2 separate regions of the Homo sapiens genome follow, and region 1 is linked to region 2. Evidence: chromatin contacts called from ENCODE Hi-C or POLR2A ChIA-PET data. All regions are on one chromosome and are shown on one strand. Each heading gives the region's core, a stretch centred on a gene start or an enhancer-like site at or near the end of the contact. The rest is flanking DNA. Distances are from core to core; before and after follow the strand shown. Region 1 has its middle 19 kb from the start of LINC01480. Region 2 holds the start of SNRPA (small nuclear ribonucleoprotein polypeptide A).

The links. Hi-C counts contacts between places; a loop is a spot of excess contacts on that map. ChIA-PET counts read pairs that join two places held with the same protein, here RNA polymerase II (POLR2A). Pooled maps may share reads with other maps.
Region 1: a pooled map shows a loop between it and region 2 (7-fold over the local background). The contact joins the enhancer-like site here to the promoter of SNRPA in region 2. A Hi-C loop is called at or near these places in 1 of 37 single-sample maps with no recorded cell type and 8 of 50 pooled maps. POLR2A ChIA-PET finds 5 or more read pairs at or near these places in 1 of 52 experiments (activated naive CD4-positive, alpha-beta T cell).

The regions. Positions count from the first base shown.
Region 1 is chr19:41,551,701-41,556,772 of GRCh38, forward strand. It overlaps a transcript of CEACAM21 not described here. Among named protein-coding and RNA genes, the nearest start is that of LINC01480, 19 kb to the left of the region's middle. Within about 2 kb of position 1,506, at least 5 of the 41 ENCODE cell types and tissues checked have a DNase peak (open chromatin) inside an H3K27ac peak, as active enhancers do.
Region 2 is chr19:40,749,953-40,754,858 of GRCh38, forward strand. SNRPA (small nuclear ribonucleoprotein polypeptide A) reads left to right here and starts at 1,251. Exons shown (of 6, transcript NM_004596.5): 1 at 1,251-1,529. The coding sequence starts at 1,457. ACTMAP (actin maturation protease) reads right to left here and starts at 525. Exons shown (of 6, transcript NM_198476.5): 1 at 1-525. RefSeq lists enhancers at 1-601, 293-532, 1,073-1,142, 1,230-1,857, 1,858-2,485 and silencers at 733-872, 1,137-1,319.

The sequences.
Region 1 (5,072 bases), core at 256-2,755, 800 kb after region 2:
AGGGGAAATAAAGACAATCCTGGATGCCTCAAGGGGCATTTCCTAATTTCAGAAAAATCAAACCAGGAACAGTATGAAAATGGCCTCCTTGAAGACGGTGTTCCCTGAGTACCTAGAACCCAAAACCGGTCAGTTGGGGAGGAAGCCTTCAAGGGCCACATTTTGGCTGGGAAGGAGGACAGTGAAGCTCTACCGCCAGGCAGGAAGCCCAGCCAGTGTGTTCCCAGACCAAACTCAGGGTCTGGCTGCTATTTCTCACGGCCCAATAACGAGATGCAGATAAACTGGGGAGGAAGAGAGTTTTTTATTTCTGGAACCGGTTACAGAGAGAAGGCCCAGAAAATATCTCCAGACCAACTGTAAATTACAAGGTTTTCCAGAGCTTATATATTTTCTAAGATGTATGTCTACGTGTCAGTGTGCATTTATCTAAAGATATAAGTGATTAACTTCTTTTAATCTGTAACTCTAGTCTAAGTCTTGGAGACCTTTCTCTGGAGCCTCAGTACATTTACTTAAATCTAAATGAGTCCAGGTGCTGGGGCTATTACCCTGACCTTGTCTCCTGCTCAATCACAGAGGTTTGGGGGGGGTTCCTTTAGACCCCCAATGAACTTGTTTGTGGAGGCCTGGCGAGTTTCTTCAGACCCCCAATTAAATTTGTTTAATCCTAAACAGGTCTGGTTAAGAATTCCTTCTTTGTTTTGTCATGCTGTAAGGCCCAGGAAAGGCCTAGGTAAAACCCTTGGTGGGCTTTTGTTACATTCTAGCCTTTGTAGAAAGGCGCTGGCACTTTCAGCTTTTGATACTGAACTTAACCACTCAGTCAGTACTGAAGTAGTTGTGATGGGGACCTCCATTAGTGAAATCTGGCCTGCCACAATCCCCACTGTCAATTTGCGCATGATTTCTATCATGCTTGTATATTTATTTATCACAAGAATCATAGGGAGATGGAGCATTGTAATCTTTCTGGCTACTTCCTGCTGAGAGGGGGTCATCGTTATGGGGCACCGAATGCAGCACTGGAGTGGAAAAAGTCGATTTGTTCCCAGTAGCACTCTCTGTTTCGGGGGTGTAGAGGCAGCACCTGCTAAAACATAATAGTAGGCAACAGCAACACATATAAATAGGTTGCTGCTACTTCCTTCAGAAGTTTCGGTTGTCTAGTCTTCAGTTCACAGGGCTTTAAGAAAGCACAGCTTAGGTTTCAGTGATTTCCAATTAAGAAAAATGGGGAAAAAGGGAAAGAAAAAGGAAACAAATGAAAAGATTATTTAGGAGACTTGTAGCCAGAGAAATACGAATTTAACCCAAACTGTAGAAAATAATAAAAACTGAATGCCAGACTAGAATTTAAAAACAGGTGTACTATAGTTTCCAAAAGTTTTTGAAACATAACTTCCCTCTCTCCAGTTACCCTTTTTTGTTGTTGTTGTTGAGATGGAGTCTTGCTCTGTCACCCAGGCTGTCGTGAAGTGGCACGATCTTGACTCACTGTAACCTCCGCTTCCCTGCCTCAGCCCCTTGAGTAGCTGGGATTACAGGCACCCGCCATCATGCCCGGCTCATTTTTGTATTTTTGTAGAGATGGGGTTTCACCGTGTTGGCCAGGCTGGTCTTGAACTCCTGACCTCAGATGATCTGCCCACCTCAGCCTCCCAAAGTGCTGGGATTACAGGAGTGAGCCACTGCACCCGACCCCAGTTTCCCGTTTTTACTAAAGACAAATTACGACAGGACCAATTTGCTTTATTATGCTTTGCCACTTTATTTGTACGAGGTGCAGCAAGAATAATTATTTTTCACATAGGCTTTTAAAATTGGTTTTAATGGGACTTTGTTTTATAGAAGGAATCTGAGATAAGACTTTTTAAAGCTGAGCCCCTGCCATGGATTTCTACCATCAAATACATATGGTTGGGTGAATTCCTGTCCTCTTGAAGTTTCAAGATAACTTGGGATTCCTGACCTGTCAGAATGTGACATTCTTTTCTTCCCACAGATCAGTAACCCTGTACAGGGACTGTGTTCACAGGATATAAGGTCAGTTTTCCAAAGGCTTTATTAGCTCCACAAGTCAAGTTTGATTCCTTAAAGGAAAGCACAGCATTCTGGTCAAAACCTTGGTAAAATAACCAGTTTTTCAAATTGTGTCCTGTTACCAAAGAAAACACATTCTTATTGCACTTATGCAAATAACTATATTGCCATAAATTAAGAATACCCACAAATAGTTTCCAAATTCTGGGGAAATCGGGTAGAGAGAAACAAATAATGCTCCAAATGGTGTTCATAGGAGTATATTTTGATTAATCGTTAAAAGCTGTCAATAGCTCAAAAGAAAATTTGCCTTGACTCTGAAAAGCAAAACAAAGGATCAGCAACGTTTTAAGCAAAAAGTCAAAAAGATCACTTCAGCCTCCTATTAGTTCACTTCATGCAGTTAATTCCTGTCCTGCTTGATATCAATGAACATTTTAGCTCTCCAAGTGTCCCGAACATTTTTCCTCTCTTCTGATGTCACAATCTCCAAAGTTATCAAAATTTGCATTTAAGAGCACCTGTTAGGGCTTTATAGCTGATTATAAAATTACCTTCTAAAGAGGGCCAAAACAAGGTAACATGTGTATATGGGTGACTGAACGTTTTAGGGTAGTCATAGTCAAAGACACAATTGACAAGGAAATCTGTTACCTCTGTGGCCCACAATAATTTAACATGACAATTATAATTATGACTGATAATGTACACTGAGATATAGCAGAATTATAGGAGTCTCCCATAACTTTGGAACCCTCATCAATAACATATTTATAGAAATATAGCCCAAAGAAAGCTAAAAATCATTTTATATTTCACAATGCTTCCTGTATGATTTTTGTACCAAATAAGCCAAATTTCACCTTTACATTAGTGTACTATTAATGTTAAACCTAATTCTTAATAAAACCTGATAGACATATTTACCCAATTTTAATGTTTGACCATAAGGTAACATTTTTATAGACTTTCTATAACCCTTTACAATTTTTGTTAAAGAGCAGGTTAGTGCTCTAAGAGAAACCCATTGTGTTTTTATTTCAATGCTCAATTTACAGAAATGCTGAATTATACCCCTTCAACTTTAGTCAATATGTTTACACACAAAAATATTTTAATTAATTTTTTCATAAACCTTTCACAACTTGCTTAAACATTTAGCTTTATTTTATCCAACTTAAAGCAATTCTTTAACCTTTTAATCTAGGCAAAAAAAATCCATCTTCTCATAAGAGCTTTAGAGACTCTTAGGCTTCTTTACTAGGACAGCTGAGCTCTAAAGCATGTGAACTTCACCCACCACAACTGTTTGCTCCATCTCAAGCTCAGAACCCTGCCCTGTCTGCCTAACCACAAGTGAGTATTTCCTGCCTTGATTTCCTGACATTTCTATATTTAATTCAGCTTGTTAAGTTCCAAGAAATCCCCTGGCAATTTTTATTATTGACCTCTTCTTCTTTGCACAGGTATCCAACCCAGTATCTACAAATAAATGCTTCACTCATCTACTCCTTTCATGAAACATTGCAAATCTTTTTCTTACTAGTGCTTGGGCTTGCTTTTTTTTTTTTTTTTTTTTCTTTGCAAGGAAACATATAGATGAGCCTCAAGAGATTTAGAAATCTTTTCAGAGTAACCAGCTGAATGTCAGAAAGTCATATTTGGAGGCCAATCTAGTTAGATTAGATAAATAGTTTTTAATTTTAACAAACTGTCTTCCTTTTCTAACTGGACCTCTGATCTCACAGAAGCCAACAAAGTATTTGCAGTTTATAGGATCTAATTTTAAAATATGTGAAGAGTAGGCACATCTGGAAGGCAGGGCATCTAGATCTTTGAAAATCAAAAATCCCGAATTTCACATTGAATCTGAGGTCTCTAAAAGAAGGGACATGCCACAAGACCAAGCCACACAATTTTTCCACACTGCACAATGCTGTAGAAACATGTCTTCAAGGCTAGTAGCACAGCAACAATCAGCCCACTTTTAATCAGACCATCCCCAAAGGAAATCATATTCATTGGTGGTGTTTTCACAGCCTTTAAACTGTGTCCAAACTGCACCTTTCTCATCTAAACTTGCAAAGAAACAAGGAGCCCCCTGCAATCACAACCATTTATTGCAACGGCTCTCAGCCATCTCCAAACTGCAGCCCTCACCAGTGACCCAGCAGCCGTTGCACTCACAAAGGACGTGTCTCTCACAGTACAAAGTAATGCCTGGTACTCACAAAACCAAAGCAATCAGCCAAGATGAAATAAAAGAGAGCAGAGCTGCAGACCTGGAGGAGCCTGTCCCTGACTCTGGACTCCACAAGGAGAACAGGAGACCCCCAAAAGGGGTGAGTGGGATCTTTTTGTGTATTTCTCAAGGAATTTCAGAGTCACTTAAAATTCCCTCTAGATCCCTTCATGTGATACCAAAGATGCCAAAAGGAAGGTAAAGAAGGGAAAAGAAGAAGTACATGGGAGAGGAATTCCTTTTAAAAAGAAGTGAGCAGAGGAACCAAGCACCTATTTGTTTTAATTCAAAATCTAATTTTATTTTGTCAAAATTTCAACTCTTATTATAGATTCAGGGGGTACATGTGCAGGGTAGTTACATGGGTATATTGTACCAAGCAATTAATTTCTAAAACGGAGTTTCACTCAAATCCAAATATTTTTCAAAACAGGAGGCAAAAGAGAAAATCCAGAAAGACTGTATGTACATATAATTAAATATTAGCTTTTCATGAAGCCGACTTCTGACCATAGAGCTCTTTGAAAAAGAAAAATAAAACCTTCCAGATCTCTTATAATCAGATTTTAGCCAACACAAAGAATTGCGATTTCCACTCTTTAAACTTTTTTTTACCAAAGGTAATCTCACCAATACTAAATAGGTAAAAAAGTCAAATGCCACGCAAACATTAAACCAAAGGCGCTGGGGCCCTGACTGGGAATTGAACCCAGGCCATGGTGGCGAAGGCATAAACTTGAAGCTAGGCCACAATATAAGGCACCTTTCATTGTGAATCCCACAGAAT
Region 2 (4,906 bases), core at 1-2,500:
GCTAATATTTGAAACCACGGGAGCAGGAATTGCGAGGCTGACTCAAGTCATAAGGCACCTGACGGTTAACAGGGTGGGGTCCTTAAATCCGGAACCGGATCTGTGGTACCGGTTGGGTTACCTCGGGAGTCTTAGGTGGAGAGTTAGTAGGAGTTAACTCATTCTTTGGGGCTGGATGTGGAAACTCATGAGTGAGTTTGGGATATGAAGGCTCAGATCTAGAGTGAGGTGCCTTAAGGATGCGACTTAGGGACCCAGGGCTAAAGATTCGGAGAACTTAGGTTCAGTACCCCCTCACATCCCAGGCCCGAGTTCGGAACCTTTGAGCTGACCTTTGAGTCAGAGGTCAAGAGGTCAAAAAGGACACCTGGCAGGGAAAATGGCCTAGTTGTGGAGAAGGTCCTGGAACCAGAGCAACAAAAAACGTCTGTGGGTTGGAGAAGACTCAGAGATCAGAGGCCGGTGGGCGCCGCGATAACCACTGGAAAAAGGAAAGGAGTCAGGAAGTAAAGTGCACCTCCCACTCCCGGAAAATGGCGGCCCCCGCACACTGCCTTTCCCATATCACGTGGTATTACACGCAACAGTTCCCGCCCATTTTGCGATCACGTGACAGAAAACGCAGCTCTGGCGGGGGTAAGAGGCGGGACTCCAAAAAGGATTGCCTCCGGAAGACACCGCAGCGCGAGACGCGTACAGACTCGTGACCTTCACTGATTGGTCCGTAGACCCGGGCGCCACGGAAGGAGGTGGGCTTTCAGGGAGTGGGGCGGGGTTTTTCTACCTAGGCGGGAACCCAAATATCGTTTTGATTGGCAACAGCTGAGCCCAGAAACGAGACTTGCTCTGATTGGTCAAGCTACTGCGTTTCCGCGCGGCGATTGGCTGGCAGAAAGGCAGAGGCGGGGCCAGGAGAGAAAGCTTTGTGGTTTGGTCTCAGGGAAGTAGCAGGCGCCGGTTGAGAGAACTACGGCCCTGTCGGAAGGTAACCTCCGGTGCAAACGACCATCGGCGGCAGGCGAGCGGTACGCTTGGCGTCCGGGCCTTCCTGGGCCCGTCTGAGGAAACTTGCTGCTCGAGGCCAGGCTGCCTAGGACCTGTCCCTTTTTTCTATACTGGCTCCCACATCCGGGTTTTTTCTCCGGGACGGCCCTTCGGATGCTTGGGCCAATGGGAATCGCCATTTAGGGTGCTCCGCCCACCGGGTCGCGTAGAGCATCCTGGAAGTCGTAGTAAATCTCTCGAGAGTTCTCTCCGCACGCGGGCTGGAGAAGCGGGTCCTACGCACGCTTTGTTGTCGCGCTTTGCCTCCGTCCTTGCCCCTACTCCCGCCTTACCTGACTTCCTTTTCGGAGGAAGATCCTTGAGCAGCCGACGTTGGGACAAAGGATTTGGAGAAACCCAGGGCTAAAGTCACGTTTTTCCTCCTTTAAGACTTACCTCAACACTTCACTCCATGGCAGTTCCCGAGACCCGCCCTAACCACACTATTTATATCAACAACCTCAATGAGAAGATCAAGAAGGATGGTGAGTTCTCGGGATAGTCCGGAGTCCAGACTGTCCCGCACGGGCTGGCCCCTCTTCCGTCCCCTGCACCCGCCTCTCTTTCTAAGTGTTTGTCCAGCCAAACTTCGAGTTAACTCCTTGGCCTTTACACAAACTACTTCCTGTCTTCAACACTCCATTAGTTCATCTTACACTCTGCCCTTTAACGTGGTCACTGCTGCTCATCTTACAAGGTTTGAGGTCACAGGACCCTTCCTCCAGGAAGCCTTGCCTTGTCCCTTCACGTGGCTGCCGCTGACTTGCCGTACGCTGAGACCATCTCCCATCAAGCCCTGATTCCTCTGAGCTGTCGTGGGGCTCTCTCTCCTCCCAGTGGCCTTTGAACTCCGTGAGGGCAAGGACTGGGGCTTTCTTGGTCACCGGCTTTTTCAGTGATCAGCCCACAATGAACATGTACCATAATGGTGGCTAACGCTCTGTATCATGGGCTGGTCTGTGTGCTTTCATATAAATCTTGATAACATTTAATTCTCACAACAATCTTGTAGGAAGAAGGCTATTGTTATTCCCATTCGTCAACTAAGAAACTGGGGCCGGGCGCGGTGGCTCACCCCTGTAATCAATCCCAGCACTTTGGGAGGCCGAGGCGGGCGGATCACCTGAGGTCGGGAGTTCGAGACCAGCCTGACCGACATGGAGAAACCCTTTCTCTACTGAAAATACAAAATTAGCCGGGCATGGTGGCGCATGCCTATAATCCCAGCTACTCGGGAGGCTGAGGCAGGAGAATTGCTTGAACCCAGGAGACGGAGGTTGCAGTGAGCCGAGATTGCGCCATTGAACTACAGCCTGGGCAACAAGAGCGAAACTCCGTCTCAAAAAAAAAAGAAAGAAAAGAAAAAGAAACTGAGACAGGGGTGATGTGACTTGCCCAGGGTCACATAGCAAGTAAAGTGGTTGAGGCCACCCGTATAGAATTCTGCTTAGGAACCCAATTTTTGGCCGGGCGTGGTGGTTCAGGCCTGTAAGCCCAACACTTTGGGAGGCTGAGGCAGGAGGATCACTGAAACACAGGAGTTCAAGATCAGCCTAGGCGACAAAGCCAGACCTTTTCTCTACAAAAAAAAAAAAAAAAAAAAAAAAGGCTGGGCGTGGGTGGGGTGCGTCTGTGGTCCCAGCTACTTGGGAGGCTGAAGTGGGAGGATCGCTTGAGCTAGAGAGGTTGAGGCTGCAGTGAGCTATGATTGCACCACTGCACTGCTGCCTGGGCTGAGCAAGAACCTATCTGAAAAAAGGAAAAAAAAAAAGAACTCAATTATTGAAATCGGAAAGACTCTCTCACATTCTCAAGTAAATTATCACCTTTATTGAACCTCATTTTCCAGATCTAAAAACTGAGCAAAATCATAATACCTTTTTTGCATGGATGTTGGGGGAGATTAAATTAGCTAAACCTTGCAGTATTTCTTTTTTATGGTAACTGGCAGCTAGTAAAGGGCTGGATAAATGTTAGCTCTTATCACTTCAAGAAAATTATCGGGAGAACCGAAGGAGCTTGTTGGGATTCAGTTTGAGGTTACCAGTGAAGTTGCTGTTGAAGAAAGCAAAACCAGCAGCCGGGCACTGGCTCACGCCTGTAATCTCAGCACTTTGGGAGGCTGAGGTGGGCAGATCATTTGAGGTCAGGAGTTCAAGACCAGTCTGGCCAAGATGGTGAAACCCCGTCTCTACTGAAAATACAAAAATCAGCTGGATGTGGCGGTGCGCACCTACAGTCCCAGCTACTCGGGAGGCTGAGCAGGAGAATCACTTGAACCCTGGGAAGCAGAGGTCGCAGTGAGCTGAGACCGCACCACTGTACTCCAGCCTGGGTGATAGAGACTGTCTCAAAAAAAAAAAATCAGGAGTGTAAATTTTGCATATGTTTTTTTTTTTTTTTTTTTTTTTTTTTTTTGAGGCAGAGTTTCACTCTGTCACCCAGGCTGGAGTGCAGTGGCACGATCTTGGCTCACTACAACCTCTGCCTCCCAGGTTCAAGCGATTCTCCTGCCTCAGCCTCCCGAGTAGCTGGAATTACAGGCACCCGCCACCACGCCTGGCTAATTTTTATATTTTTAGTAGAGACGGGGTTTCACCATGTTGGCCAGGCTTTTCTCGAACTCCTGACCTTAGGTGATCCGCCCACCTCGGCCTCCCAAAGTGCTGGGATTACAGGTGTGAGCCACCACACCCGGCCTGCATATGTTTTTAGAGTGTGGTGCCCAACCATTATCGGGCAGTGCTGGGGACACATTGGTGACATAGAACCCTGGTTTTTTGTTTTTAAATCTTATTTTATTTATTTATTTATTTTTGAGACGGAGTCTTCCTCTGTCGCCCAGGCTGGAGTGCAGTGGCACCATCTCTGCTCACTGCAAGCTCTGCCTTGCCTCCTGGGTTCACGCCATTCTCCTGCCTCAGCCTCCCGAGTAGCTGGGACTACAGGCGCCCACCAGCACACCCGGCTAATTTTTTGTATATTTAGTAGAGAAGGGGTTTAACCATGTTAGCCAGGATGGTGTTGATTTCCTGACCTCGTGATCTGCCCACCTTGGCCTCCAAAAGTGCTGGGATTACAGGCGTCAGCCCCAGCGCCCGGCGTTTTTTTTTTTTTTTTGAGATGAGACGGAGTGTCGCTCTGTTGCCCAGGCTGGAATGCAGTGGTGCGATCTCAGCTCACTGCAACCTCCGCCTCCCGAATTCAAGTGATTCTCTGCCTCAGCCTCCTGAGTAGCTGGGATTCCAAGCACCTGCTACCACGCTTGGCTAATTTTTGTATTTTTAGTAGAGACGGGGTTTCACCATCTTGGCTATGCTGGTCTCGAACTCCTGAACTGTGATCCACCCGCCTCGGCCTCCCAAAGTGCTGGGATTACAGGTGTGAACCACCGCACCCGGCCAGAACCCTGGTTCTTTAGGACAGTGACAGCCCAGAGTAGTCAGGGCCATCAGGCAGGAAGCTTAGGCAGAGTGTTGAGGGCTGGGATTGGGAACTTAGAAAGACAGAGAGATCCATTCAGCTTCCAGGAAAAGGAGACATTTTGGAGAGCCTGCCAGGTACAGTAAGCAGTATTTATGTTACACTGAGGGAGAAGAGCATTCTTAACTTGGTCCAGCTTGTTCAGATGTTTAGGGTCAAAAGAGCCTGGCGTATTCTGAGTATTACAAGTAGTTTTGAGGCTTGTAAATCATGGGGAAACTTCCAGTGAGCTGTGCACTGGTGGCTCATGGCTGTGAGGTGTTGGACTTTGCCCTGAGGGTGTTGGGGAGCCAGACTGCTTCCCTGTCCTGGCTGCCTCCCTGGTGGAATATCCTCCCAGCTGTGGAGGGTAAATGCGAATGGGCGAGGGGAGGCTGGA